7 separate regions of the Homo sapiens genome follow, and regions 2, 3, 4, 5, 6 and 7 are each linked to region 1. The links are chromatin loops, found by intact Hi-C in ENCODE. Cell type or tissue: endothelial cell of umbilical vein. All regions are shown on one strand. Region 1 overlaps RERE (arginine-glutamic acid dipeptide repeats). Region 2 overlaps RERE (arginine-glutamic acid dipeptide repeats). Region 3 overlaps RERE (arginine-glutamic acid dipeptide repeats). Region 4 overlaps RERE (arginine-glutamic acid dipeptide repeats). Region 5 overlaps RERE (arginine-glutamic acid dipeptide repeats). Region 6 overlaps RERE (arginine-glutamic acid dipeptide repeats). Region 7 overlaps RERE (arginine-glutamic acid dipeptide repeats).

Region 1 (4,000 bases):
AATAGCTATTCGTAGAGAGTGTAATAAGAAATTGTCAAATTCCCCCTTAATCCCTACTAAAGCTTTAAACAGTCCATTAAATTTCTTTAAAAGCAAAAAAAAAAAAAAAAGAGTACAAATATCACAAAATTTGACATTTTTGTAATAATACTTTGGTTGTTGTTTGGTGACGGCGGTGATGGCAGTGATATTATTCATTTGGAGGGAATTAATGACTTCTTACACATGACATAGCCAGAAAAGTTACAGAGCTCAACCACACATCAATGGTGGGGTCAGACTTTGCGGTAATGAGCAGGATGTCAAAGAAAGGGTGGGGAATTTCTCACATTATTTAACATCACATTATTTTATAAGTAAGACTTACCAACTTATGATTAAAGATACATGGCAGAGATTTTACAATTAAAAACCGATGATGAGCTACCATGATAATATTTCCTTGAGGTTGGGCACAGTGGCTCACATCTGTAATTCCAGCACTTTGGAAGGCAGAGGCATGAAGACCGCTTGAGCCCAGTAGTTTGAGACTAACTTGGACAACAAAGTCAGACTCTGCCTTTACAAAAAATTTAAACATTAGACAGGCATGGTGTCATGCTCTTGTAGTCCCAGTTATTCTGGAGACTGAGGCGGTAGGATCTCCTGAGCCCAACAGCTAAAGGCTGCAATAAGCTATGATGGCACTGCCACACTCCAGCCTGGGTGACAGAGCTAGACCCTGTCTTAAAAAAAAAGAAAATATTTTATTGACTCAATACACTTTTTACAGAAGGACCTCTCAAACATCTTAAGCTTCAAGATTCCTTAGATTCTTAAAAATTATTAAAGAGTCAAAGAACATGGGTTATAGCTTATCAGTACTTACTGTATTTAAAAATAAAAAAATTTCTGGCTGGGTGCGGTGGCTCATGCCTGTAATCCCAGCACTTTGGGAGACTGAGGCGGGCGGATCACGAGGTCAAGAGATCGAGACCATCCTGGCCAACATGGTGAAACCCCGTCTCTACTAAAAATACAAAAATTAGCTGGGCATGGTGGCTCGTGCCTGTAGTCCCAGCTACTCAGGAGGCTGAGGCAGGAGAATTGCTTGAACCGGGGAAGTGGAGGTGAAAGTGAAATTGCGCCACTGCACTCCAGCCTGGCGACAGAGTGAGACTCCATCTCAAAAAATAATAATAATAAAAATAAAAAAATAAATTTTTTTGTAATTTATGAATTCATTAATAACAGTAATAAACCCACTACATGCTCGTGTTAACATAAATAATTATAACAAATAACTATAATTTTTAGAACGAACATAATGTAGGAAATGAGTAACACTTTTATTTCTGCAAATCTCTTTTACTTCTGGCTTAATAAGAAAACAGATTCCCATATCTACTTCTGCTTCTGTATTCAATCTGTTGAGCTATATCACACATCATTTAGCCTTTTGTGGAATGCACTGTACACTCCTGAGAGAATGACAGTGAAAAAAAGCAAATGACGTCTTGGTATCATTATGAAAACAGTTCAACCCTACAGACCCCTGGACCATAGTTAAGAATGGCTGGTCTCTGAGATGAAGTCGACAAGCTGCACAGATGGCTCCAGGTGCCCTCTCTTTTAGACACAATCATTTAAATAAAAAGTATGCTCCCGAAACAGCACAATGACTAGAGATTTTAAGGCACAAATTCATTTAGATGTCAGATACTATTAAAAAAGATTTCATTATTATTTATACAACCAAACACTCCAGACATTCCAGTAGAGAGCAGAAGTTACACAAGAAGAAAAATCTAAATAGGAAGCTCTCATTGTCAAATTTAAGGTATCTTTCCAAAAACTGAGCTCAGGATATAAAAGAAATATTTAAAGCTTGATTCAAACAAGTATTTGTCTACATTAAAAAGGTATACTACTTTAAAACAACGGTGAACCCTTGAAGCTGAAAGCATGCAGAAAATAATAACCTAGATAATTTCCGCTATTCCAGGCAACTTTCTGGCCATTTCAAAAATGATACTGCTTCCTACCTGAGAAAACTGGCATCATTAAACAAAACCTTTAAGAAAAAGAAAGATATTAGCTTACAATGTTAACTGAATCATATCTTTTATAATGACTAATATACCTAATTTATGTGAATCTAGCAATATTCCGCCCTCTCCTGGTGATATGCTTTTTGTACCACTGCTGTCTGAATTAAACCCTGAGTGTAGAGTTGGTAACACAGTAAAGTAATTTTTAGCAACACAAATATTTGCACTTTTAAGAAGCACTAGAGACACAGTTTTAGAAATTACTGACTCAAAAGTTGGCCTGCATAATAGGAATCCAAGTACAGCCAGCAACTTACCAATAAACAAATTCAAATAGTTGGATAAGAAAAGGGAAAATCAGCAGGAACACTAAAAAATTATATTTTCCTGGTTTACGTAAATCAGTCTGTCTTATCTTAAATATCTTAATTATTTCTTCTCTTCCTTTAACTTAAACCAAAACAAAGACGGTAACCTTTAATACTAGTTAGTCTATTTATAACCGTTCCATCTACAAACATTTTTCTAATACAAACATGCCCTGATAGCTTATCTTGGTGCACATGCCAGACAACAAAGGCCCACTGGCCTGCTGGAGAGGAGAAATGGAAAGCAGGAAATGAGAAGCCTTAGTTAATCTCCAAATAATCGATCAGTGTATTCAGTCAAGTGTGAGCTGAGCTGGGAAAATGCTGCTTTAAAAAAGAAAGAAAGAAAATCAAAGAGCATGTGACTGGAGCCACAATTCATTTTAAAATAGGGTAATTTTTGTCAAAAAGATTCTGCATCACGTTCAAGCACCAACAACAACATACGGAAATGTTCATATCTTCTGCAGTAAGACCCCTTCCTTTAAAATCTCTTGTCATCTTTTTTCAAAAACAAGTTCCAACTTTTGGGCTTTGTTTCTTATTTCAGTTTATCTTAATTATTGAGGTATAATTTACATACACACAATAAAATTAACTTATTTTGTTTCTACTAGTTTTGACAAATGTATAGAGTTGTGTAACCTCCACCAAAATCAAGATAGGCAACATTCCCATTACCACAAAAAGACCAACTTCCATTACAGAATCAACATTTGCTGTGATGAAAAGGCTTTGGGTGCCAGTGTTGCCAGAAAAGCAACATTCTAATCTAACTTCCTTCCTCCATTTTAGCACACAGAGAAGTTAATATGGAGAAAAACAATTCAGAGTCTGCTGTGACTCTTCTATCTATTGCTAGAGAATACTACAGACAGGAATCCCATGATCTTTAAATCAAGTAATCGGCTAGATAAAACTTCTGGGCTAAGAGGTAATATGGTCTCAGGAAATTCCTAGAACATACAACAGTTTTAGCGACAAGTGATATAAAAATAAACAAAAATAATTTCAAATTAGATCTGAGATATACTTTCCTCAAACTATATAAGGAATATTTATTGGGCATCTGCTAGGCACCAGACACTGTTCTGGAGATGGTTGCTGAGTATATAGAAGTGGGAAAAACAGGAAGTCCCAGTCCTGGTAGAACTTCCATTCCAATGGAGGAGAAGACCCCTTACCAATTCCCCCAACCCTCTCCTCTAAAATGTCCAATAACGGTTAAGTGCTTTTAGAAAGTTATGATGAATGAAATCTGCCACTTAGTAACCATAAATCCTAGGCAAGTAACATTTATTTACACTGTTATTTAATCTCTTTGGATATTATTTTCCTTAAAATTAGTGGTCTTCTCAAAAGTACTTCAGGATAGCAGGAAAAACTGTATTGTGACCTGATATGTCATATACAGAGACAGGTTTAAATAACCCTAATGATTCCATACACCAGTTTCTCTACCTACAGGACCTAGGAGGAAACCTAAATGTCTTGCTTGCTTGCTATCCTGAGCGTGTTCATGAAAACTCCCAAAGGTGGCTCTACTTTCTTGCTTTATCTTTCTTATTTTTCTTTTTAAAGTTTTATTATGAAATATTTGAC
Region 2 (4,000 bases), 180 kb before region 1:
CACCAAAATACCATGATGAAGTTTATCCTGAAAGTAGGAGAAGGAGAATGTGGTGGGCTTACTCATGAGAAGGAATAGCAAGGTGCTCAGATTGGACTTCTGCAGGGATTCGTCCCCAAGTTCCCAAAGACTCAACCTACCAAGAAGGAGGCTACTTTGCCAGAAACTGTCCTACACTTTATAGTACTTGATCTTACCTTTCCAGATGTTTCTGTGAATTTTTTAGTCTAGTGCACCATCAGTTCACCAACTGCTCTAGGAAGATCCAAATACAACAGTTCTTATTTCCGCCTCCATCAAGGGTAATAAATGCCAAGTAAGATGCAGTATCCTATTTAGCGTGGCCTGTGTGACTGGGGGCCCAAAGCCAGGAACCATAGCATCCACATCATCTGGGCCTTTCTGATTGGACCGTAGCATGACAAAGAGCAGTGGCTTAGGGGACCCTCCTTTCTCTTGCTGACTCAATCTAAACTGCTCTGGGTGAGCACTCCCCCTTTCCAAGTCCTGTTTAATTCTACTCATAAAATGGGGTTGGTTTTCTAACAGCTCAAGGTGTTTTAAGAATAATACACAGTGTTCATAAAGCATAATGGGCATCTCCCAACAAATGGACCCAAGCGCAGGCAAGGTCCATTTCTGGTTATTTCTGTTATCAATATTATTTGAAAAGCATAGGTAAGATAAAATAGCAACCCTCAACTCTGATGCATCCAGAACTGGGCAACTACATAATACAGAGACAATTTACATGAATGAAAGTTTAATGGCATCAAATCAACTATGGATTACTAGTATCCAGGTAAAAGTAAAAACTATATAGAGTTGAAAATGTTGCTAAGAAAATATATTAACATATAAAAATACCTTTTAAAACTTCCTTCATTTTTTGTTTATAATTTGAAGGGCAATTAGAAGCTTCAGATGATAGGAGCTCAAGGCCCACGATTTTGCCATGAAGGCTGGCCACCTCCAATCTCCACCTGGGGACTTAAAACACTGCAAAATCCTATACACCATAACCCAAGAAAAATCCCTGATTTCTCCACTAAGGGCTCCTGAGACCAGAAAGACAAGATGAAGGATGGTGACCTATACTTTGGGAAAACCAAATTAGCTGCCATTTCTTGACATTCTATAATCCCAACTTTCAATTTCTAATGCAGGTGGCTCTAACTGCACAGGTAGGACAGAGCTGAAATCCAATGTAAACAGACACAATTCATCTTGCACACAACACTATACAGAGCTTTCCCCATTATTAAAAAGCTTCACCAAAATCTTGATTGGAAGTATGCTAAACATACTGCCCACAATTCCAAATTAAACAATTTTGAGAAATATTTCTTGCTTTTCAGATTCTCAAAATATTTGAAGTTCGACAACTACATACAGGCAAGATCATTCTGACCATCAACTACTCAATTAATTCTCACTACTGTCCTGGGAAGCAGATAATATTATCACCATTTTATAGATGAGAAAACTAAAGCACAGAGAGATGAAATAATTTGTCCAAGGACAGCGGGAGTGGAAAAGGAATTCACACACATTTCCGTTTTCCAGTAATTTAACTTAAGAAAGGAGCTACTGCAGAGAACAAACTTATCAGTCATGGAATCCCACATCACTCAGTGCTGGAGAGGGGGAATGAGCAACAAAAAAGTGACAAATCATAAGGTCTGAGTCCCAACTCTCAGCCAGAGTCACCCAATTGCTTCAGAAGACTGTTACCCCAAGGAAATAAGAAAAAAATACGTTAACTTGCTCTGTAAACCATAAAATCCACTACTAGTATATATATATATTATATCTCCATGAAGCACTTACCACAGTTACACTTGGTTTTTGTTTGCATTTCTTAGCAGGTGATTAATACTTTAAGGGGAGAGAAACTGTATTACTCATTTTTATATCCTCAGCATCTATCTAAAATGTCTTTCCCATAGAAACTCAAACGTCTGTTGAGTGGTTGAGTGAGTAAATAAATGTAAATAAAATAAAAAAGAAAACATATTTTAAGGGCCAAACAGCCCAAAGGCATTCCATGAGGGAAGTTTGTTACTAAACTTTCAGATAAGGTGTCTAGTATTTCCTGTAATAAGATATTGTATATTCCCCTTCTCCTGCCCACAGAATAAATCAAGTACAAAGAAACTAAAAATAATAATACCAAAGAATGAGCAATTTCCGGGTCGGGTGCAGTGGCTCATGCTTGTAATCTGAGCACTTTGGGAAGCCGAGGCGGGTGGATCACAAGGTCAGGAGTTCAAGACCGGCCTCGCCAATATGGTGAAACCCCATCTCTACTAAAAATATAAAAAATTAGCCGGGCGTGGTGGCACACGCCTGTAGTCCCAGCTACTCGGGAGGCTGAGGCAGGAGAATAGCTTGAACCCGGGAGGCAGAGGTTGCAGTGAGCTGAGATCACGCCACTACACTCCAGCCTGAGCAACAGAGTGAGGCTCTGTCTCAAAAAAAAAAAAAAAAGAATGAACAATTTCCTCTTTGGTCTTGTCTGCATAAAAAAGGAACCTCTCCTGCTCAGCTATGCAGGCACCTGGAGACATTTGAAGCTGGAGGTAGGAAAAAAAAAAGGTGAAGGTGAGCTTGACCTAGAAGGGCAACTGTGAACAAGGTGCTTTGAGGAAGCAATGTCAAACCTGTGTGGACCTTTTTGTAAACAGGTTAATTTCCTAAATTCTTTTGTGGGAATATAAGACATCCGTGTTTCTAAAACGGGAGAGGAGAGGAAACAAAAACCAAAACCAAAACCACCACCATGCACTGAAGGCCTGCAGTGGGGGCACAGGAGGAAGTATGAGAGGTTCCATGCCTGAGTTGTGATGTTTGCAGAGAATTAGCCAGTGAGAGTGCCCAAGGAACACGGGAGCACAAATCTGAGAAGGAACACTCGAACGAGGACCAATTCTATTATTATTATTCTGCTCTGTAAGGCATAGGTGACACCACCCCTCTCTCTGTGCTTAAAGGACAGCCATTCCATTAACTACCCACCTTGAATGGATTCCAGAGAAAGACTTTGTTCCCCAAGAAATATTAGCAAAAGCCTTCAAGCCAGGGCTAAGAGCCTTAGTGACAAGTGAGAAGGCACAGAACAACTGAGCAGAGATCATCTCTTGAAAACCTATGCTAATTATCCTGTTTCTACCATCAGGAAAGTGGGAGGGGGGAAGGGCTGCTGTGCTATCACTTGGGGTCCATTCTGGGGTCAAATTTGAATCCCAGCTTCTAGAGCTGAATTCAATGTGGAGTTTGTTGTCCATGCCAAAATTCAAAGGCTGATCAAGTTGAAGAACGTGACATGGACATAATGTGAAGTACATGAAAACTCACATACAAAGTACCTGCCCTCCTGGAACCAGTCCCCAGTTATCACAGAGCCGAGAGGAAACCAGTCCCCTATTATCAAATCCTCTTACTCTTGACTAGAGTGATGGAATTTGGGAAGAATGCAGCAGACTTCTAAAGACTGCTCAGCTACAAGCAGGATCTTCATCTCCTTTTCAGCTGTGGATAACAACGGAAGCAGTCAGCCGTCTAATAAATCAAGTTTAATTTTAACAGCATGAAGTATTGCCCGCTTTGTAATTATACTTCCAAAGGTAAAACCCAACTCGAATTAACTTAAAAAAATTGTTATTGAGGTAAAATTCACATAACATAAAATTAATCATTTTAAAGTTTACAATTCAGAGGCAGTTAATACATCTACAATGCGTGCAGCCCTCAGATCTAATTCCAAAACGCTTTCATCATCCCCCAAAGGAGACCCCTCCCCCTCATTAAGCAGTCAAAGTGAACTTTTTCCACAATGGCATTCTTTGTGATATATCATGCTTTCTCCACAGTATCAGTTTATTCACTTTCAACAGCATCTTTGCATTTTAAAGGTAAGGGAAAACTCAAAGGACCATGAGAACTAACACTCACAAATGTGCTTTCCAGTCTACCACGTGACTGTATACACATCTGGTGA
Region 3 (4,000 bases), 140 kb after region 1:
CTCTCTTTCTTTCCATGACTCCTCCTAAATACAAGTAGTCCCTGTCAAGCCTCCTTTTATCACATTCGGCCATCTCACATCAGTGAAAAGATCCACTCTCAAGCTGTTTCTGTGTTTGTGATTCCAAAATTTGATTTTTCCAGCTGAGCTTGCTTCTTAGCAAGAGGCCCACATATGCAAATGCCCTATGGGTTCCACCATAATGGCATTCCACAGACACTCTCAATCCCAAACCAAATCAAAATGTTCTTCCCCCTAAGTCCTGGGGGGACTGTTGCAATCTACGTAATATACTCTTGAATATACTGTTGCAGTCTACGTAATATACTCTTGAAAAATAACTAGAAATAACATCAGATTATAAAAAGAAAACAAAAAGCCCAAGACAGACTGGCCTTTAGTAAAACTCTGAATAGCACACTTTAAAGTGAAATAACATAGGTACAACATTAAGGTTGGGCATTAGTTACAACCTTCCTTCATGTTTTACTTTCCAACATAGTCCCAAACATAGATATTTGTTTGTTTGTTTGTTTTTTGAGACGGAGTCTCGCTGTGTCACCCAGGCTGATGTGCAGTAGCATGATCTCGGCTCATTGCAAGCTCCGCCTCCCAGGTTGATGCCATTCTCCTGCCTCAGCCTCCCTAGTAGCTGGGACTACAGGTGCCCACCACGCCCGGCTAATTTTTTGTATTTTTAGTAGAGACGGGGTTTCACCGTGTTAGCCAGGACGGTCTCAATCTCCTGACCTCTTGATCCGCCTGCCTCAGCCTCCCAAAGTGCTGGGATTACAGGCGTGAGCCACCGTGCCTGGCCATAGTCCCAAACATATTTAAGAGTGATAGGCCAGGCGGAGTAGCTTACACCTGTAAACTACTGGGATTACAGTAGCAAAGTGCTGTAATCCCAGCACTTTGGGAGGCCAAGGCGGGTGGATCACTTAAGGCCAGGAGTTCAAAACCAGCCTGACCAACATGGCAACACCCCATCTCCATTAAAATTACAAAAATTAGCTGGGCATGGTGGCGCATGCCTATAATCCCAGCTACTCGGGAGGCTGAGGCAGGAGAATCACTTGAACCTGGGAGGCGGAGGCTGCTGTGAGCCCAGATCGAGCCACTGCACTCCAGCCTGGGTGACAGAGTGTGACTCTGTCTCCAAAAAAAAAAAAAAAAAAAAAAAAAAAAAAGGGAGTGATAAACTGCTAATAAGTATTTAAAGTATTATATCATGAAATACATTATCAGCATTATAAAAATATACTCCAGAAAACAAAAAATACAACTTTCCACTAGGCTCCCGGGGGCATCACAGCAAACTGTTATGACATTAGTCATCAATCGAAGGTCAGGCCTGGAGGTTTTAGTTTTTGGAAGTGTGCAGCCGTCTCATGGATGTAGCCCTAAACCAACTTCAGACAGAGAGCAAGACCTCTTAGATAGCACATGCTTTAAATATGTTTAAGGACATTTTCATTTTTATTTCAAAACTCACTAGAGATCTCAGACTGTGCAGATCAAATTATTAAATTCCAATAGAGCGATACGTTGAAAAGCCAAAGCAGGGTTAAGAAGAGAAATTTCTCGTTTGGAAAAGGGTTTTACAGATTTAAAAACAAACAGTTTTGTGGAAGAAAGAGCTCAGGGATGCAGGGCCTCAATGGGATGTTTAAAATGAGGCCCCTCGTGTATTTTGAACTGATGATATATGATAAAATCAGTGTGGAGATCCAGCCAAATGTACTGGAAGTAATCTTAAGGATAACTCAAAACCACAACTGAAATCAATATCCTAAGAATTCAAAATATTAACCAGACAGATAATTGTATGACTTATTAAAATAATGTACACAAATTCAAAATATAATTTTGCCCTTTATTATTATTAGGACATGTTTTCTCTAGTATTATGCCGCCAATAAATGAAAATACTTTAAAATAAAATTACACACGTGTATTTCAGAAAAAAATACATACATTTAAATGTTTCAAAAAATTAAATGAGTACCATTTGCCAGTCTCAGCATCAGAGGTAGCATTACAGATCCAGGAACTGCCTGCCTAAAAGCCAATAACTGCTCTCTAGAAAATGCCAGAAGACTCCAGTTAAAAATATACACTCAAACATTATATAATACATTGGCTAAAACAAAAATCAAAAGCCACAGATTCGAGAATGTTTGATCTGCACAACACAGGGTGGTTTCTTGTGTTTTCTTCTGAAGGGATTAGAAGTGAGTGAGACTGTCATAAAGACAAATGCTGAACATACATTCTGGAGTTTAATTTTAACTAAAAGAGCAAATACTTGGGCTGCAGGAAACAACAACTGAGTGAGTACAAAGGAAGGCATGGGCTAACTTCTAACGTTTACATCATCTGATTAATTCCAACAATAAAATCTAAACACTGATCATCCCCTCCAATCTTCAGAGCAAGCTGACTCTACAGTGAAGAATACGAGAGCCCTATCAGCTGACTCTGGTATGTTTAAACGATTATAATGTAAAGCATGTTCATTCTCTTAAGTGAAAGGAAATGACTGCCAAATGCTTCCTTCACAATCTCTCCAGAATAGGGCAGGTCCTTTAATGTGAGATTTTCCTGACATTCCAATTGTAGCAGACATTGAACAAACAGAGACGCATTAAAAGCCGACCTGGTTCTATTATCTTTTATTGAAGGCCTAGCAAAGATCAGACATGAGCCCTGTGCTATTTACATTTTTTGGTGCATTAATCACTTTTATACTCAAGGGCTTTAGAAAAATTCAATGGATTTTTTTTTTTAATGAAAAACAAAATAAAAAAAAAACACAGGATGTAACCACAGCTATATTGGTCTTTTTCTCAGGAAGGTCAGAAAAGCTTTAAAAACAGGAAGTCTGTGCTATAAGGTTGAGAAATGTTTGTTTTAACAGCCTAAGGCGTCATGGTTGCAGTTTGCAGTCAGCTGCTATGGAGGACTATAGTTTATTCTTCCCAGCCAAGGATTAATGTCCCTAGGGAAAAGGCCAAAAAGGTACTCATATAACTAGAAAAGCACATTATCCTAAAATAAGACTTGTTATAAAATCTGAATCATAAATCTTACAAGATACCTTTCAACATTAAATAGGAACTAATTTAGTAACTGGAGGAGGAACAGTTTGTCTTTTGTGGTAATTTATAAAGGCTAAGGAAAAACCATAGTAACCAATGCTAAGACAACCTCCTAGAAACAATTAGCAGTGGGTTAAGAATTGGTGCTTGCCATTTGATACAAGTTTTCTATTGATTACCTCTATTTTAATCATTATACTAATATTAATTATTAAAATCAAATGTAAAAATGACACTCTTGCTTGAATGCAAATTCTTGCAAAAAAGGCAGATTAACTTTAAAAATGTTTTATCCCTAACAAAATGGTTGGTCTCTGCTTTTAAGAAAAAAATTTTTTTTAATTAAAAACTTTGGCCAGGCACAGTGGCTCACATCTATAATCCTAGCACTTTGGGAGGCTGAGGTGGGCGGATCACCTGAGGTCAGGAGTTCAAGACCAGCCTCGCCAACACGGTGAAACCCCATCTCTACTAAAAATACAAAAATTAGCTGGGCGTGATGGCAGGCACCTGTAGTCCCAGCTACTTGGGAGGCTGAGGCAGAAGAACCACTTGAACCCGGGAGGCAGAGCCTGTAGGGAGCCGAGATTGTACCACTGCACTCCAGCCTGGGCAACAAGAGCAAAACTCCATCTCAAAAATAATGATGATGATAATAATAATAATAGTAATTGCAAACTTCAACTACAGTGCTAAACAGTCTTAACATACCTAACATTAAAGGTATTTTATTTCAAAAATTACAATTTTCTGATTCCATTCTTTATACTTAGCTTACACAGGCAATCAAAATGAGGCTTTTTCATGGTGGACTCCATTTTAAATGGAATTAAACGTTATATTATGAAAACTTTAAGCCAAAAATATCCAAATATTAATATTAAAATACACATAGCACA
Region 4 (4,000 bases), 100 kb after region 1:
GTAAATTATATGACATGTGAATTATATCTCAACAAAGCTGTTTTAAAAACAAACACACAGCAGCAGCAGCAACTGAATTACAAACTAACAAGAAAAAGCTCAGGCTTCACTACAGCCAAACAAAGGTGCATCTGGCTACGAAATTCACAAGGATGAGCTTTACCTCTGCAACTGAGAAAAACCACCTTTTAAAGCTGTAAAAACACAGTCAATTAAACTAGTAGAGTTTTATTTCACGTAATGCTGAGAATGAAAGAGAGCCTTCTTTGGACCACGGTAATCTTTAATATACAGGAATTCTTGGTCAGGCTTACTATCTCTGTATAGCATGTTCAAAAGTAGATTAAGTTGGACAGGGTTTCTTTCAGTTTGCAAAGCTCTAAGATTCAAAGTAATTTGCAACCATGGCACATAAGCTCTCAGCGTGTGATGAAAGGAAATGACAGGGTGAATTTTATATTTAACTTAATACAATTACACTTCACACCTATAGAAAAAAATCAAAAGCATTCAAAATGCACTTCTAATCCACAGGTACAAATTATATCAAAGGAAAAATGGAACCACAAAACTCATCGGAGCAGCTCTTTTAAACACTTAGAATCTCTAAGTCTAAGATAAAAGGCAAACTGGCTCTGACTAAAAACACAAGTCTCAGTCAAAATTCAATTTGCTGTTTTCTATGTCTGAGCCATTCTAACTGGGTGTGATTCTAGGTTGACCAAATGTATTAACCCTGCTCTCTCTGTTAACCTGATGTCATTCAAAAAGAAAAGCAGAAGAGCCACTAGAACAACTCAATTAAGATGCCAGCAACTAGTAACTAACCAGGGAGGGCAGGAGAAGTCCCAGGACCTAGAACATAACACTTAAATGTAGTTATAACACTGATCATCAAATAAACATCAATCTCCAGAGGAGATTCTGTCAGTTCCCCCATTATTTCAGCAAATGTTTACTGAGTTCATACTAGGTGGCCTAGGAGCTATGTCCAGAACACACACAATCTCTAACCTCAGAGAGATTACAATCTAGTGGGGGAGAGAGCAGACAATAAACAAACAAGTAGATTACTACAGACACAGTCTGTAAGTTGGCCATAAGATGTGCTATAGAAAAAAAATAAAGCTGGGCAATGGCCATGGAGAGGTCATCAATTTAAGGTAATCACTGGCAAGGGATCACTGGACCTAAACGAAGCAAGGTGCAAGTTACATGGTTAAAGTGGGGGAAAGCATTCTGGGCAGAGAGAAAAGCAAGCACAAAGTTCTGACTCAGGCAGAAGCATGCCTGGCATGTCCAGGCAACAGCAAAGGGACATGGTGGCTGAAGCAGTGAGCGCAAGAAGAATTGGAGATGGAGAGATAGCTCAGTACTTACTCAAATAAGGGAAAAGCCATGGTGGAGTTTTGCATAGAGAAGTAACAATCCGAGGTACATTTTAACAGACTCCCTCTGGCTCCTTAGGAAACAACTCAGGCAAGGTCGTAGCAGTGAAGGTGTTAAGCAGTGGTCAGATTCTAGCCCTCAGAAGTGGCTAACAGAGCGCACGTGGTGTGAGAAAAAAGGAGGCCAAGGAAGACAATAAGGTTTAAATCCAAGCAACTACAGTCATTTACTGACATGCAAAGAGAACAAAAACTGGGAATTCTGTTGGAATGTATTAAGATGTATGTGTTGAGTGGTCAGAAAGCTCTGGGCTAGACCTAAATCTAGGAGTCCTCAGTGCACAAGTACTAATAACCATGGGGCTGGATGGTATCAAAACAAACTACTAGGGATGAAATATTCAAGATGGCAAAGAATGCTTTGCAATGAATATTATGGACAGGCCAAAAACGTTCTGTAAACTGCCAATGAAGTTGAAATGGTAGAATGATGGAAAGACTACATGACGATGCTCTGAAAAGAATACACTTTTTTATTCACAGAGAAGCCGTCTACATAGGAAACGGGTGCCTATGGACAACTTCTGTATTAATGATGTTACCAAATACTGCATTTAATAAAATCCAAACCGCTGAAGTCCTTCCTGGCTGATTTCCACGCTAGAAGACACATAGGATGGAAACACCTCCCCCTGCTGTTTCACAGGGAAATACACCAGCTGTCCAAATGACTTTTGCCAGGTCCTTCTGGGCTAACGAATTAAGGAAGGAAAAACTATTTGAAAGATTCTTGCCTTGTAAATTAATTCTAAAAAGAGTTGTCAGATTTAAAAATTAGCTTTGTTAACATTTCTGAGGGCCTAAATTAAAATTTTTAATGTCCATGTGAAAAGAGAAAAAGAAAACATGTAGTGACTAATTATATGAATTTAAAACAAAGTTCAACTCTAGAAAAAATGAAATTTAATGGGTTCGCTAGTGATATTTAGCTGGTACCACAATTTGAATCCGAAATAATTCAAATAGAGCAACATTTATATGTCTCAGGAAGGCACACTGTTTTAAAGTAAGTGATATGAAAAGGTAAAACTGGATCCAAAATCTGTGAGCATTATCATGAGAAATATATGATTACATCTGTAAGAGAAAGGGGAAAGCTGCTAGATTTAGAAAAAACATCTCAGCCGGGCGTGGTGGCTCATCCCTAAAATTCTATCTAGCACTTTGGGAGGCTGAGGCAGGAGGATCATCACTACAGGCCAGGAGTTTGAGACCAGCGTGGGCAACATAGCAAGCTCCCATATCTCCACAAAAAATAAATAATAATTTTTAAAAAGAAAAAAAGAATAATCTCACTCCGGAAATATATTTTTTGTTTGTTTTTTTGAGTCAGCGTCTCCCTCTGTCACCCAGGCTGCGATGCCAAGGCATGATCATGGCTCACTGCAGCCTCCATGTCCTAGGCTCAAGCAATCCTCCCACCTTTACCTCCAGAGTAGCTGGGACTACAGGTACGTATCACCACACCTGGCTAAGTTTCCTTAATTTCTGTAGAGAAGGGATCTTGCTAGGTTTCCCAGGCTAGTCTCAAACTCCTGAGCTCAAGCAGTCCTCACACCATGGCCTCCCAAAATCCTGGGCTACAGGTGTGAGCCACCATGCTCAGCCTGGAAATCTAATTTAAAGAGATCAAATTATCAAATTCTGGCTAATGACAGGGAAGATGTTTCCAGCAACGAGAGAAAATGCAGTATTATTCCATCACTTTCTATCTACTCCTGTGCAAACACATTTCTTCACTGCAAGTGGAAAAAGGAAACTATGAAAAAGCAAAGAATGGCGCATACCTTCAAAAATGTCACTTAAAATTACTACTGCAGGTGTCAACAATAACCTTTATGGTTATTCAGCCTCAGATATACTTGGCTTCTGGACTCAATCAATATGTCAATCTTATTGTAACTTCACACTTTACAGTGTCTCCATGCAGCAACAGCAACAACAAAAAAAAACTCAAGAATATGCCAGCATCCTTGTATCAGATGTTTACTACCAAACAAACAAACAAAATCTTTAATACTATTTGCTCAGGGTAAAATACCAATTCTATCTGCAAAACAAACAAACAAAGCTCTTTAAATATTTAATCAGCAGTAATTAGAATCGGAGGACAGAATGACTAGAATCAGATGGAGGGAAGAAAAGGTTTTCATTTCTACCCTCCTGATAAGGAAAACAGCCATACATTCAAGAATAAAATAACTTTTATCATTTAGAGGAGCCTAATTCATTTATTTATTTATTTATTTTGAGACAGAGTTTCACTCTCGTCACCCAGGCAGTTCAATGGCACGATCTCAGCTCACTGCAACCTCCACCTCCCAGGTTAAAGCAATTCTCCTGCCTCAGCCTATCAAGTAGCTGGGATTACAGGTGCCCGCCACCACACCCGGCTAATTTTTGTATTTTTAGTACAGACAGGGTTTCACCACGTTGGCCAGGCTGGTCTCGAACTCCTGACCTCAGGTGATCCACCTGCCTCGGCCTCCCAAAGTGCTGGGATTACAGGCGTGAGCCACTGTGCCCAGCCAGGAGCTTAATTTATTACAACA
Region 5 (4,000 bases), 130 kb after region 1:
GCACGGTGGCATGGGAGAGGGATTAAGAAACACAACCAGTCAAGTCCATAAAACCTTCAGTGTAAGATAAAACTACCCTGTAGGAGCAGCCAATGCATTCTGACCTAACAGCTGTACACAGTTGCACTAGTTAAAATGAAAAGCTAGTCTGCATCACACACAGGCAATTCACTGAGCCTTACTGATACGTTGATGGGGTTTACCATCACAGTCTTCCCTCCCCTAACCTACAATGTAAAAAATGAATTGCCATATAGCTGAAGGCACCGGGATGGGGGTGAGGGGAATACACACACACACACACACACACACACACACACACACGCACACACTCCCTCCCTCCCTCTCTCAGGCATTTCAAAAATAATCACAACCATGTAGATTGTAACATATCCTATACGCTATAAAAACACACACACAAAGGAAGTGGTACAGCTACATTACGTCAGCTCTTGCCTCAATTCATAAATGCAAAAACCACAAAACAAGACAAAAATCTAAACGGCCTTTTTCTGGAAATCTTAGAGTGAATGAATGTGGGTTAAGTCTTTAAATATGTTATTGAACACTTCTCGCAGATGCATTGCTTTCATCAGCCACGGGGAGGGAAAAAGTGTAATCTTGGTCAATTCTATCATGCAACCAGATCAAATAACATTTCAAGTGCAGCCTGCCAAGCGCCAGCGCCTGCCGGAGTACAATGAGCGCTCAACTGCTCTGGACTGAAAAACCATCTTTCACTGGTCCCAGGGATCTTTATAAAATAGTTTAAACACTACTAAATTACAGAGTTAGAAAAAAAAAATACAAGCTCAACTCTGCTGCCCCCACACTATTGTGAAGCTGCTGTTAAGCATCTAAAAATCTGCCTTGTGTAATTTACTAGGCAATGTAAATATTCAGAAAGGCAACTGCCTCTCAGAGCCCAAGTCTAACACATGCATAAAAATGTAGAGTTGGTTGTGCTTCTGGAAATAATTGCCCACAGATCAACGTGCTTACATGGGATATTGTTCCCATCTGTAAGGTTTCAAATCATGTCTACTTTAAATTTGGAGTTTCCAGAAAGAGGAAAAAAAAAAAAAAGCCAGAACTCAAAACAGTAATTTTGGCACAGAATTGTGAGGACTTTGTTAAATCTGTTCTCAACTTTTACTCAGTGTCTCAATCTTAAAACACAGAGGCACAAAGGGAAAATGGAATTTCTCTGTAGACACCCGTGTTCATTCACAGACCATTTTTTAGATTTTCCGTGTGGCTGAGAGGCCTCCAGCCAAACAATGCCCACAGAGCGCGGGGCACATGTGCGCCAGGGACGCTTAAGGGCTGCAAGTAAAACAAAGTAACCTATTACAGGAGTTTCCTTCTCAGCAAACAAAAAGTGGTCAAGCAGGTCTCCCTACAGTTTCAGAAAACAAGAGTTGAGTAAACAAGAGAGGAGAAACAAGGAAGACAGCATCCCACACTAAAAAATTCTTTTAACAATTTAAACGTAAAACAATCGTCAAGAGTACCTCCGCATTTTAGCTACTCTGGCAAAATAACAGTAGTTCGGTCCAAGAAGAAAATTTCATTTGTCACTTAAGTAGCCTCAAATCAAGTCCATCAAATTCATTTTATTTTTAAACTTGTTTATTCCACAGTAAAGCAATGAAGTTTCTGATCAAAGAGCGACTTCTGCATTATACTCGGCTTCAAAAGCACTTTCCTTTCAGAAGAAAAAAATAAAAATATATACATATACATGTATTTTTAAATAGTGTTTTCTCTCCCCCCTCAAAAAAATGTTTTCTGTTCGATTTAATTAACTGAGATTTCAAGAGTTTGGGGCTACTTAAAAACTAGTGAGCCCAACAGAAATGCAATGGGACACGGCAAATACTGACTCCCCGTTCCTGGAAAGCCATCATCATTCTTAGGAACACCCGAGTTCCATCTTTCTAGGGTCGGCTGGAACACTCCGTGCACCCACCCCGAGCCCCCCGCCCGCACTTGTCCAACTTTCTGGCCCGAGATTCGCGTCCCCCTCGACGCACGAGGCCGCCGGCCACTTGCCTGCGGCCCGCTGGCGGCGAGAGCTGAGCCCGCGGGCCTGGTCCTCCTCCTCCGGCGCAGGGCCCCGCCAACTCCGGACCCGCGGAAAGGGGCGGCGCAGGCGGGCAGGTGGGGGCCCGGGGAGTGAAGTGCACTTGCTAAAACAAAAGGAGGCCTGAGCGGCCGCAGGGCACCGCGGCGCGGGCGCAGGTCCCGGCGGCTTGGCGGCTCCGGGAGGCGGTGGCCGCGCGGGGCCCCGCCCGCGGCTAGGGAGGCGGCCGCCCTGGCCCGAGCCTGCTGCCCACGGCCGCGGCACTCAGCTCGCACTCCTTCAGCCCGGGAGGCCGGGCCAGCACTGCCACATGCCGGTGACCCAGACGCCGGGAGAGAAAGAGCAGACTCCCCGCGACGGCGGCGGCCGGCAAAACCCGGGCTGGAGCCCAGCCCGCTCCGCGCGCACCCCTGCTGGCCGCCGCCGCGGGCGCGCGCACACACAATGCCAGCTGCAATTTTATCTCCTTCGTTGCTTGGCCAGCCTCCACCCGCTCCAATCCTCCCTCCCCTCCGACAGCCGGAACTGGGAGCCTGCGTGATTGATGGCAGCTCTTAATAGCGTGGTCAGCTAGAAAATGCATCTGCAAGCAAGATATTAAAGAGGCAGCGCATCCCTGTGAGTGATCAGCATTTCACACATCCTAGAGCTGCCTCTGCTTCTGCCAGGAATATTAATGCCAACCACCTCTGACGTCTAATAAATGCAGATGAAACAACCAACAATCACAGACAAGCTAAACATTTATTTCAAAGATGCACCGGGAGAAAGCAGCATTGTTTCGTGTCAAAGAACACTTCTGACCCCAGTTTTCCTTACACATTAAGAATTCTCTGCAAGCCATTTGTTTAAAAATCTCACCAATCCCTTTTCCACAAGTAAATAAAGATCCATCTGTTAGACAAGACATAGCTTAAATTGTGCATGATTGAAATTCATCTAATAAGGAAGCAAAATAAGTGCACATTCCTTACCATGTGGCTTTAAATAAACATATAACCTACCAGCTACCAGATTCCAAACTCCCTCATTAATTCAATTTTTATGTGAATCTTAACAGATTACCAACTGTTAATTTCAAACTAATTTCTTACCCACCCACAATTAATTCTGGTAAAAAATATATATATCAACTTGCTAAATTTTATTAAAATTAAAGTACATTTAAAGCATGTATTCTCTAGTGGTGATAGCCAAGATCATTTTGTCCTCCCAAAGACATTGTATAGGAATTTTTTAAATGTATTCCTATAAAATACAAATTCTAACTATTAAGTTCACTCAGTGTCAACCCAAATTAGAAAGGTACAAGCTGAAAATTTAAATGATTACTTCTGGTATCTTCACTATTACACCTTTCCCCTTCCAGGCAAGTTTCATGGAACTCTCAAATAGCTTCATAAATGTTAATTAGACTTTCCAAGGCCCTATAAAGTGGCTGCATTATCAGGTACTCTCTTTCCAATAAACAGAGAAATTTAGACAGATTAAAGTGATTTGCCTATAGTCTCTCAACAAGATGGGGGTGGGGCCAGGCTGAATAGAACCCAGGGGTCCTGCTTTGTTGCCACAGACAGCCAAACAGACATGCACATGCATGTTTGCTATTTAAAGATAACTCTGCTGGTCTCTCTTTAAAGACAAATCAAGTTATTCTACAGGACATAGAAATATCTGTCTCAAACTCCTAACACAGCACATGTACTGAGAGCAAGAGCTGATGAGGCATAATGTCTTTGCCCCCCTGAAAGGTGGCTGTGATCAATACAAATCAGAGATGGTCTGTAGTGCAAATCTAGCTCTGCTATAAGCTCCACTAAACACCATTCCTCAGTGAAACCATCCTGAGGGGGACCTGTGACTTGAAAATCTGCTTCATATCCAAGTGGCTATGAGATTACTCCATATATGTCA
Region 6 (4,000 bases), 200 kb before region 1:
CTTAACTCTCGGTGCTAATGTGCAATTAGAGTCAGAATGTTGTTCCCCTGCTTAAACTTTTGTTTGAAAAAATGCCCCACAGTGAGCATCTGGCTCCTTCTTTGGTGGTCCACGTAAAGGGGATGAAGAAATCCACCCCTTCCTTACTGAAGTGGAGAGATCTAAAACTTTTTTTTAAGGTATGTTTTTTCAGGGAGAAATCCCAGCAAGCAACAAATAATAAAAAACAAGGCCTCAAATTATGTAGGGCAGAGAGGGAGAAAGAAGCATGGTGTAGAGCTGCTTCCTAAACCCGGGCCCAGAGAGTGACCCAGGCCATGAGGAAAGAGCTGTGGCCCTGAGAGCCGGTCCCAGGAAGTCTGCATGCGACGCTGTCCCCTGAAGAGCTGCCCTAACTGGAGTGCTCCAACGCTGCTGCCGAGTGCAGTCAGGAACATTTCCTGGCATGGAATCCTATGCGAGTCATTCTTTCCTTTCCCTCCCCAACGATTCAAGGGCTGGATCTGACAACTGTTCAGAACATCTGAGGTGAGAAGCCGGGCACTGGGCAGAACCAGCAGCGATATTCAGGAGCAGCCACCTTCTACAGATCTTTTTCCAGGAGGCAACCGGTTGTCTTCCAGTAACAACTCTGGTAATTAAAGCACTGTTCTCCTGGGCTCCTTCTTTTGTTAACCAACCGAATCCTCTAATCCCTAAAGGAGCCTGGCACTGTCAGCGGGCTCTGCTGCTAATCGTTAAATATCACCTCTGTGGTCTCTGAGTGCAGCAGGGAGAATGATGATCTGCTTGAAGGCACACGCAGAGAAGTGGAATTCTGAAATCTCAGCCTCCTACGTTCAAGAGGCCGAAGGGCTCTGATCTAAACCGCCACCCACGAGGAAGCCCACAGTGAGGAGGCAGCTGCCTCCAGGCAAGGCAGTCCCTCGGTGCCACCTCCAGATCCTCTTCTGGGGAAAGGCAAAGGGAAAGGAGGGAAGTACGTGAAGGTCTTGTGGCTTTAACTTGTAAATAGGTGGGGCCAGTCTAAGACACTCATGAAGATGTTCCTTACCCAGGCACCTTTTTATAACATTTTAAAAAATCAGTTAAAAAAAATTTTTTTTTTACCACTACATTTACCACTCCATTTGTACAGTGCAAAGGAACTGCAATAGCTCAAGATTTCTGCCAACACTGAACACTGTAATGAGATTTCCTAAGCTCTGTGTTGTTCTGGTGGATGAACTCAGCCATTTGCTAATCCCACCCTGGCCCCACACCTCCACTCAGACGTCTGGACCTGAGGTCCTGCCACAGCTCTTCCCTGGGCCGGCCCTCCCATGCTGCACACAGACCAGGTGAGTCTTCCCAAAGCCCCGCTAGTACCTTGCCACTTCTTCTCCAAACGGTCAAAGGTTCCTCAGGGCCTAAGGAACAAAGGCCCAGCTGCTTGACTACTTCTTCTGAGACTTTCTCTGTGTTACCGGAAGACTTTTCTACCATATTCCTTTCTACCATATTCCCCCGCCTCACGGCCTTTGGCTTATGTCAAACACAATGGCCAGTTTTCTGTTCCTCAGCACTCTCCTGCCTGCTGGGTGAGCCCCTGAGCCCCATACCACCCCCACCTCCTCCTCTGTCCAGGCCCTGTAGTCCTCCTCATCACTCAGGACTCAATTCATCACATTTGCTGCCTTCTTCTCCATGAAGCCTTCCCTTCACTTCACTCCCCCACCACTGGATGGCATCATACAGGTTTCACTCCTACATCTTTTCATTCCCGCCTCTGTGCTGGCACAGACAGGCTTCCCTGTGCTGTAACCATACATGGGCCCACCCAACTTGCCAAAGTACGTGCTATCTCATCTGTGAGTACCCCACAGGTCTAAGACAACATCTTGAATAAGTATTCAGTAAACATCTGATGAAATGATTATTTCTGGAGAATTAAAATTCACCTGAAATTAAAAGGATAAAACTTTTGAGAAATGGATACCGAATTGCCACTTTCTTATTTTGCCATGTAAGGTCATTAGAAGTAACTGCCTCCTGATCTCATCATTATTTTGTAAAAGAAATGACATTTTATCTCCAAAAAAGTAAACAGAAAAAGTTCTTTGATTACATTTACTGTTAGGAAAAATGGCTACATTTATTTCTTATGGGCCAGTGAAAACGCAATCCACATGCCGATGTTTGGAAGTGGCTGCTCTGAAGGTGAGTATCATGGAATGGTGGCTTAGGAAGCCACTGAAAATGCTTCCTCACTCAGCAGCCACTGAAAATGCTTCCTCGCTCAGCAGCCACTGAAAATGCTTCCTCGCTCAGCAGCCACTGAAAATGCTTCCTCGCTCAGCAGCCACTGAAAATGCTTCCTCACTCAGCAGCCACTGAAAATGCTTCCTCACTCAGCAGCCACTGAAAATGTTTCCTCACTCAGCAGCCACTGAAAATGCTTCCTCACTCAGCAGCCACTGAAAATGCTTCCTCACTCAGCAGCCACTGAAAATGTTTCCTCACTCAGCAGCCACTGAAAATGCTTCCTCACTCAGCAGCCACTGAAAATGCATCCTCACTCAGCAGCTTTATTTACAAACAAGCAAACAACATTTTACTATGAAATCTACAATAACTAAGCTAAGCCATATCTTTTTATATCTTAATATATATTTATCTTTTACATATACTTTATCTTCATCTTTATTTATATTTTATCTTCACAGACTCCCAAATAGATAAACCTTCATTTTCCCTGCTTTACAAATGAGGCAACTGAAGCACAGTGAGATGAAGCCATGTGGCCAAGCTCAGTTTCAATGAAGTCTAACGCCCTTAACCTTAGACTCTGCTGTGCTGCTGCTCTAAAACGTTTGACCATCATGGTTTAAAGCACTAAGAGGAAATAGCCATCTAGATTTTTTTAAGTGAGGGGGGCAAATTTGGGCTATCTTTGATCTCTGGAATCTCTGGAGTTCAACGCAATAGCATCTTAATCTTCATACCTGGACCTTCGCAGTTATGGCTGAGGAGCACAAAATATCCCTGTGCCTCCTGGTAATAACAGGATGCCAGCCTTCCCAGCTCAGGGTAGAGCCCCCATCCCAGCACCCATGGACTACAGAACTGCACCTGCTTGAAGCAACTTCAGGGGCACACAAATCAGAAGCACATTTGGTAGCCATGAGTGAAGATTTAGAATTATGCACATGTCTATAGAAACGCTTTCTGCTTCCTATACCAAGAACAACCTCTATGACGACATGAGACAGACGCTGGGAGCCTACAACCATGAACCCTCCCCACCTCACTACCTACTTACCATACCTCACACCACCCACCAGCTTCTGATACAGGAGAAGCCCTCTGGCCTACTTTTGGCTCTAGGCAACATATGTCCCAGAAATGTGCCAATAAGTGGCCTTCACCTGCCTCTTGATCCAAAAGCAGTGATGCCTGAGTCTAGATAAGGTAGAGTCCCTAAAGAGATACGGGCTCTGCCCAAAAAAAGATGTTTGCATACACCTACTATACAAAGCATCTTTCCAAACTGCTTCCAGCTAGAAGTATCTATTTAAATCAGTGGTTCTGAACTGCGGCTCAAAACCGTACAGGTGTTGGAGGGATCCCAGGGTGGGTCTGCTGAACCTCTATGACCTTGTTGCTACCCACTGCAAGCAGATCTATTAAAAAAAATTATATTCATTGATCAAGCAATAGATAACTATTGGTTTCCTTGTTTGTTTGTAAATAAAGCTGCTGAGTGAGGAAGCACTGACAGTGGCCTAACTTCAACTTAATTAAAAAATAATAGTAATTAAAATAATTTAAAAATAAATAAATAACAGATTTGGAAACCACTCATTTGAAGGCAAAGATTGAGGCCACTGCAAAACAGTCTAAAGCTCAGGCTGAACTGAAAGACTCCCACGACATGAGGGGAATCACCCCGGCCTCTGGCCTGGAAGCCCTGGGCAGTTCCAACACAATTTCACTTACATGGAACCCACACACACAAGGG
Region 7 (4,000 bases), 95 kb after region 1:
TTTCTACCTGGCCAATCTCATATATAATGCGTTCATCACCAATCAGATACCAGGACACACAGGAGGATCCACACAAGTACATGTCTACCAGATCTCCCCTTCAGCTTCAGACACATGTGAAAACTGTTCACCTGGGGTCTCTTCTTGGATATCTCAAAGGTACCTCAACATGCCCAAACCAAAGGCATACTCTGCGTGCACCACCATGCCTGGCTAATTTTTAAAATTTTTTGTAGAGACAGGGTCTCATTTTGTTGCCCAGGCTAGTCTTGAACTCCTGGGCTCAAGCAATCCTCCTGTCTCCTCTCTTTAATCCCTACATCCCATCATCAACAAATTATCTCATTGTTACCTTATAAATTTCTCTCAAACTTATACCTCCAAACACCTCCAACATCACAAATCTTAGTTCAATCTACTAGTATGGCTTTCCTGGACCACTTGAATCAGGTTCTTGATTAGTCTCTTCAAATCCACTCCTCTGAACTCCTACAATTATTTTACTGTACTGCAGCCAGGGTGTTCCTTTAAAAAGGCTAATGACATTATGTCAATCCCCACTTTACAATACGTCAGTGACTCTTCACTTTGGTACATTAAAAATCCAAATCCTTATCATGATCTGCAAGGTGCTTATCCTTTTTTCGCTTCATCTCTCAGCACTGTCTTTCAGTCTACACCCAGCCACACTATCCCTCCCTCAGTTCCCAGAACACACCACACTCCTTCCTACCCAGAGTCCTTTGCTAAGGTTCTTCCTACCCTTTGTAATGCTCTTCGTCTGGCCTAGGTGCCTCCTACCCTTCCTTCAAGTCATAGCTCAACAGCAACGTCCTGAGGATAGCTTTCTTGTTCAAAACAGGTTAAATTCCCTTCATAGCATTTTCCACAACTGTAACTTTACATTTACTTGTGTGATTTGGTTAGCTTCTATCTCCACCTCCCAGCTAGAAGTTCCTTGAGGGACTGACCCTTGACTGTTTTTTGCCCTTTGCTGTATTTCCAATTCCTTAACTCACTGCCTGGCACAGAAAGAGGAATAATAAATTATTTCTTCTTCCTTCCCACCCTCTCACACATACGTTGGATCAGTAAAGAGGGCATTATGATGAGACTTGTGTTGGGGAAAGAAAATATTTCATGAATAAATAACTGAAGAGGTACTTGATTTGGTTCATAAACCATGAGTAGGATAAGGAGACGCAAAGAGAAGGCGAAAGACAGTCCAGGTGGGAGGAACTTCACTTAAGAGAGTGTTCAGTTAAATAGCAGCTACAGGGGAAAAAGAGCAGTACAAAGTAAATTTAAGTAGAGCAGGTGGAAGGGATAATGGAATGCCCCCAAAATAATAAAGCAGCCAACACTCACTGGGCACTTAATATGCACTAAGCACTTTACACATGTTAACTCATTTAATCTTCACTATAACAAAGGTGACAATGTAATTTATGATCCAAACTGGATACATCTGAGAGAGAAAAAAGACACAACAAATAACCATGCAGGAAAAACATATGAAAGCCAGGTCATATATCCTAGCTATACCCTTATTCAGTCAGTACTACTGTTATGTATATCTTATCAATGCAAAAGTAAGCACTGAGAGGCTGAGCAAGTTGACCAAACTCACACAACTATGTGTGAGACCTAGGATATGAACCCAAGCAGCTGACTCCAGAGCCTATATGCTTAACCACAAAGCCATCCTGCCTTAAATGACATGGCCTTAAAAGCCGAGTTATCCAATACAGTAGGTTAAGTGAAAAAGGTGCTGCCAGGCTACTGAGATGAAAAGAGCAGTCTAGGAACATTCATCTTATCTGGCAGTAGGAGATGTTTTCCACCAAGAGTTGTTAGTGTCGGCCAAACAAACTTACTTTCAAATCCATATTCTCTGAGAGCCTAAGTAAGGAACCGAGGTACCTCAAGTACTTTTGCCTGTGCCATTTCTGCATTTATTGTGTATCCAAAAAATGTGTTAGCATCCTCCTTTAGGAACACAAGGCAAGGAGACAGTCCACGTGTGGAAGACCTACATGAACATCTTACTCTGCTAGCCCTGCCTCCAAGAGAAGCAGCTGCAGCCAGCATGCAGCAGAAAACCAAACAGGCACCCTACAGCTGGGCGACTTGCTTCCAAAGGGAAATCAATTTTCCTTTCCTGTTGCCTTTCATATCAACATGCCTGGGAAAGAAGACGTAATGGCTTTTGCTCTGGAAAGGGAAATGTCACTCTAACACTTGTATTCACTGAATAAGAAGTAAGGCATTCTCATAAACAGTAACCTGATGTAGAGAATACTTCAAAATATGCCAGAGAATTGCAGATGAAGCTGCAAGATATCACTGAAATATGAAGTCAGCAGATCTGCAAACTCAGACAGAAATAAAACAGCTTTTTATCTGAAAGTTATGTGGTATTGAGAGTTTTTCCATGTTTTAAAGTTCTTCCACCTGACCCAAACCAACCACATAAGCAAAGAGCTACATATACCCCTGCACGATTCTCTACCTCTGAGGTTAATGAGTAAACTCAATCAATCCTGCTAAGAGTTTATATACTCATTCTCAGAATATACGGCTTATTTAAGGAACCTAAATAACTGCAATGGGATGCCCAGGTCAAATTCAAAGAGCAGCCTTTGTGGTATCAGAGCAGAAGGCAGCAAAAAATAAACCCTTTAATGAGGACTGGGTTTAATGCTGATAGTAGCACTTCCTCATCTCCTTTGAGCTTTGGGGAAACAACTGAGAGAACTAAGATTAAAAGACTCTAATAAATAAGGCTTCTCAATTTCTTCCAAAAAGACATACTAATAACAAAACACAAGACCACTGCAGAGGGTGCAAAAGTACCCAAAACAGCAAAACTCAAGGCTACAATTAACAACCCAATTAAAACCAAGTAAGAAACGATATATAATCTTTATTATTTGAAGCAAAAATTCCCAAAGATGAGGTGCCCCAGGAGGTTTCCAATAAAAATTTAAAATCCTGTCTTTCTTTAAAAAACACACAAACTCGGCTAGGTGTGGTGGCTCATGCCTGTAATCCCAGCATGTTCGGGGGGCCGAGGCAGGAGGATCACCTGAGGTCAAGAATTTGAGACGAGCCTGGCCCACATGGCGAAATCCCATCTCTACTAAAAATACAAAAAATTAGCTGGGCATGGTGGCACGTGCCTGTAATTCCAGCTACTTGGGAGGCTGAGGCAGGAGAATTGCTTGAACCTGAGAGGCAGAGGTTGCAGTGAGCCAAGATGGCGCCACTGCACTCCAGCCTGGGCAACAGAGCAAGACTCCGTCTCAAAAAACAACAACAACAACAACAAAACCCACACAAACTCATTCATACAAATAACTGCTTTCATATACTTTTAAATGTGAAGCTTTTCCAATTATATACAGTTAGCTTGTACACTGCCAACAGTTGTGTCTCTTCTACTCAGCAGGTTAAGGGAAATACACTGCTCACTCTAAACAGGGCTTCTCAACTGAACTACAATTAACATTTGGGGACAGATAATTTTTTGTTGTGGGGGGCTATCCTGTGCATTGTAGGATATTTCGCAGCATTCCTGGCCTCAACCCATACAGATTCTAACAACGCAACCCACTGCTCCAGTGAGAACTACAAAAATATCTCCAGATACTGCCACATATCCCCTGGGGAGCAAATATGCCCACAGTTGAGAACTACTGCTTTAAACAAATTATTTGCCTATTGCAGAGATTTCAAAGGGTTAAGCATCTGTGTTGCTTCATGCAAAATTATGCTTCACTAATATGCAATCCATAAAACACCATTACGAAAACTATAGTCTGCCATGTTCTTTGTTCTCTGAAATAAACTAGACAAATTCAAAGTATTGCTTGAAACAGTAATTCCACAGATGTTTGAGGGTGAATTAGGAGAACATAATCAAATATCCTGAAAATTCTGTTGTTTACTGGCAAGTCCTGAAGCTTGCTAGGAACAGAATTACTCATAGGTGACCTGC

Evidence for each region. Hi-C counts contacts between places; a loop is a spot of excess contacts. Peaks named below come from ENCODE experiments on the same cell type or tissue, not always from the same donor. Only the 100,000 strongest peaks of a DNase experiment are listed, where the experiment ranks them.
Region 2: a loop joins it to region 1, with 2.2 times the contacts of the local background. A loop is called at or near these places in 2 of 110 quality-filtered maps.
Region 3: a loop joins it to region 1, with 8 times the contacts of the local background. A loop is called at or near these places in 85 of 110 quality-filtered maps.
Region 4: a loop joins it to region 1, with 3 times the contacts of the local background. A loop is called at or near these places in 89 of 110 quality-filtered maps.
Region 5: it touches region 1 in a loop (3-fold over the local background); 5 of 110 quality-filtered maps call a loop at or near these places.
Region 6: it touches region 1 in a loop (11-fold over the local background); 3 of 110 quality-filtered maps call a loop at or near these places.
Region 7: it touches region 1 in a loop (5-fold over the local background); 88 of 110 quality-filtered maps call a loop at or near these places.

What each region holds. Positions count from the first base shown.
Region 1 is chr1:8,569,164-8,573,163 of GRCh38, forward strand. The region is part of intron 4 of RERE (arginine-glutamic acid dipeptide repeats); the gene reads right to left. Among named protein-coding and RNA genes, the nearest start is that of SNORD128, 76 kb to the left of the region's middle. In endothelial cell of umbilical vein, a CTCF peak has its summit at 2,162 (motif pointing left); DNase peaks (open chromatin) are centred at 1,498, 2,288, 2,588 and 3,208; H3K27ac peaks cover 2,413 bases.
Region 2 is chr1:8,393,001-8,397,000 of GRCh38, forward strand. The region is part of intron 12 of RERE (arginine-glutamic acid dipeptide repeats); the gene reads right to left. Among named protein-coding and RNA genes, the nearest start is that of RERE-AS1, 30 kb to the right of the region's middle. RefSeq lists an enhancer at 2,729-2,928. In endothelial cell of umbilical vein, no CTCF peak of the experiment used is centred here; DNase peaks (open chromatin) are centred at 2,111 and 3,491; H3K27ac peaks cover 2,902 bases.
Region 3 is chr1:8,709,998-8,713,997 of GRCh38, forward strand. All of the region lies in intron 1 of RERE (arginine-glutamic acid dipeptide repeats), which reads right to left. Among named protein-coding and RNA genes, the nearest start is that of RERE, 110 kb to the right of the region's middle. RefSeq lists an enhancer at 326-826. In endothelial cell of umbilical vein, no CTCF peak of the experiment used is centred here; DNase peaks (open chromatin) are centred at 2,494 and 2,904; H3K27ac peaks cover 3,280 bases.
Region 4 is chr1:8,669,418-8,673,417 of GRCh38, forward strand. All of the region lies in intron 1 of RERE (arginine-glutamic acid dipeptide repeats), which reads right to left. Among named protein-coding and RNA genes, the nearest start is that of RERE, 150 kb to the right of the region's middle. In endothelial cell of umbilical vein, a CTCF peak has its summit at 2,088 (motif pointing left); a DNase peak (open chromatin) is centred at 2,054.
Region 5 is chr1:8,701,000-8,704,999 of GRCh38, forward strand. All of the region lies in intron 1 of RERE (arginine-glutamic acid dipeptide repeats), which reads right to left. Among named protein-coding and RNA genes, the nearest start is that of RERE, 110 kb to the right of the region's middle. RefSeq lists silencers at 220-319, 2,035-2,654. In endothelial cell of umbilical vein, no CTCF peak of the experiment used is centred here; DNase peaks (open chromatin) are centred at 552, 1,362 and 2,472; H3K4me3 peaks cover 2,465 bases; H3K27ac peaks cover 2,402 bases.
Region 6 is chr1:8,373,272-8,377,271 of GRCh38, forward strand. All of the region lies in intron 12 of RERE (arginine-glutamic acid dipeptide repeats), which reads right to left. Among named protein-coding and RNA genes, the nearest start is that of RERE-AS1, 49 kb to the right of the region's middle. RefSeq lists a silencer at 238-532 and an enhancer at 400-1,092. In endothelial cell of umbilical vein, CTCF peaks have their summits at 1,688 (motif pointing right) and 1,888; DNase peaks (open chromatin) are centred at 460 and 1,730; H3K27ac peaks cover 1,101 bases.
Region 7 is chr1:8,664,370-8,668,369 of GRCh38, forward strand. The region is part of intron 1 of RERE (arginine-glutamic acid dipeptide repeats); the gene reads right to left. Among named protein-coding and RNA genes, the nearest start is that of RERE, 150 kb to the right of the region's middle. RefSeq lists an enhancer at 52-101. In endothelial cell of umbilical vein, no CTCF peak of the experiment used is centred here; a DNase peak (open chromatin) is centred at 2,192; H3K27ac peaks cover 131 bases.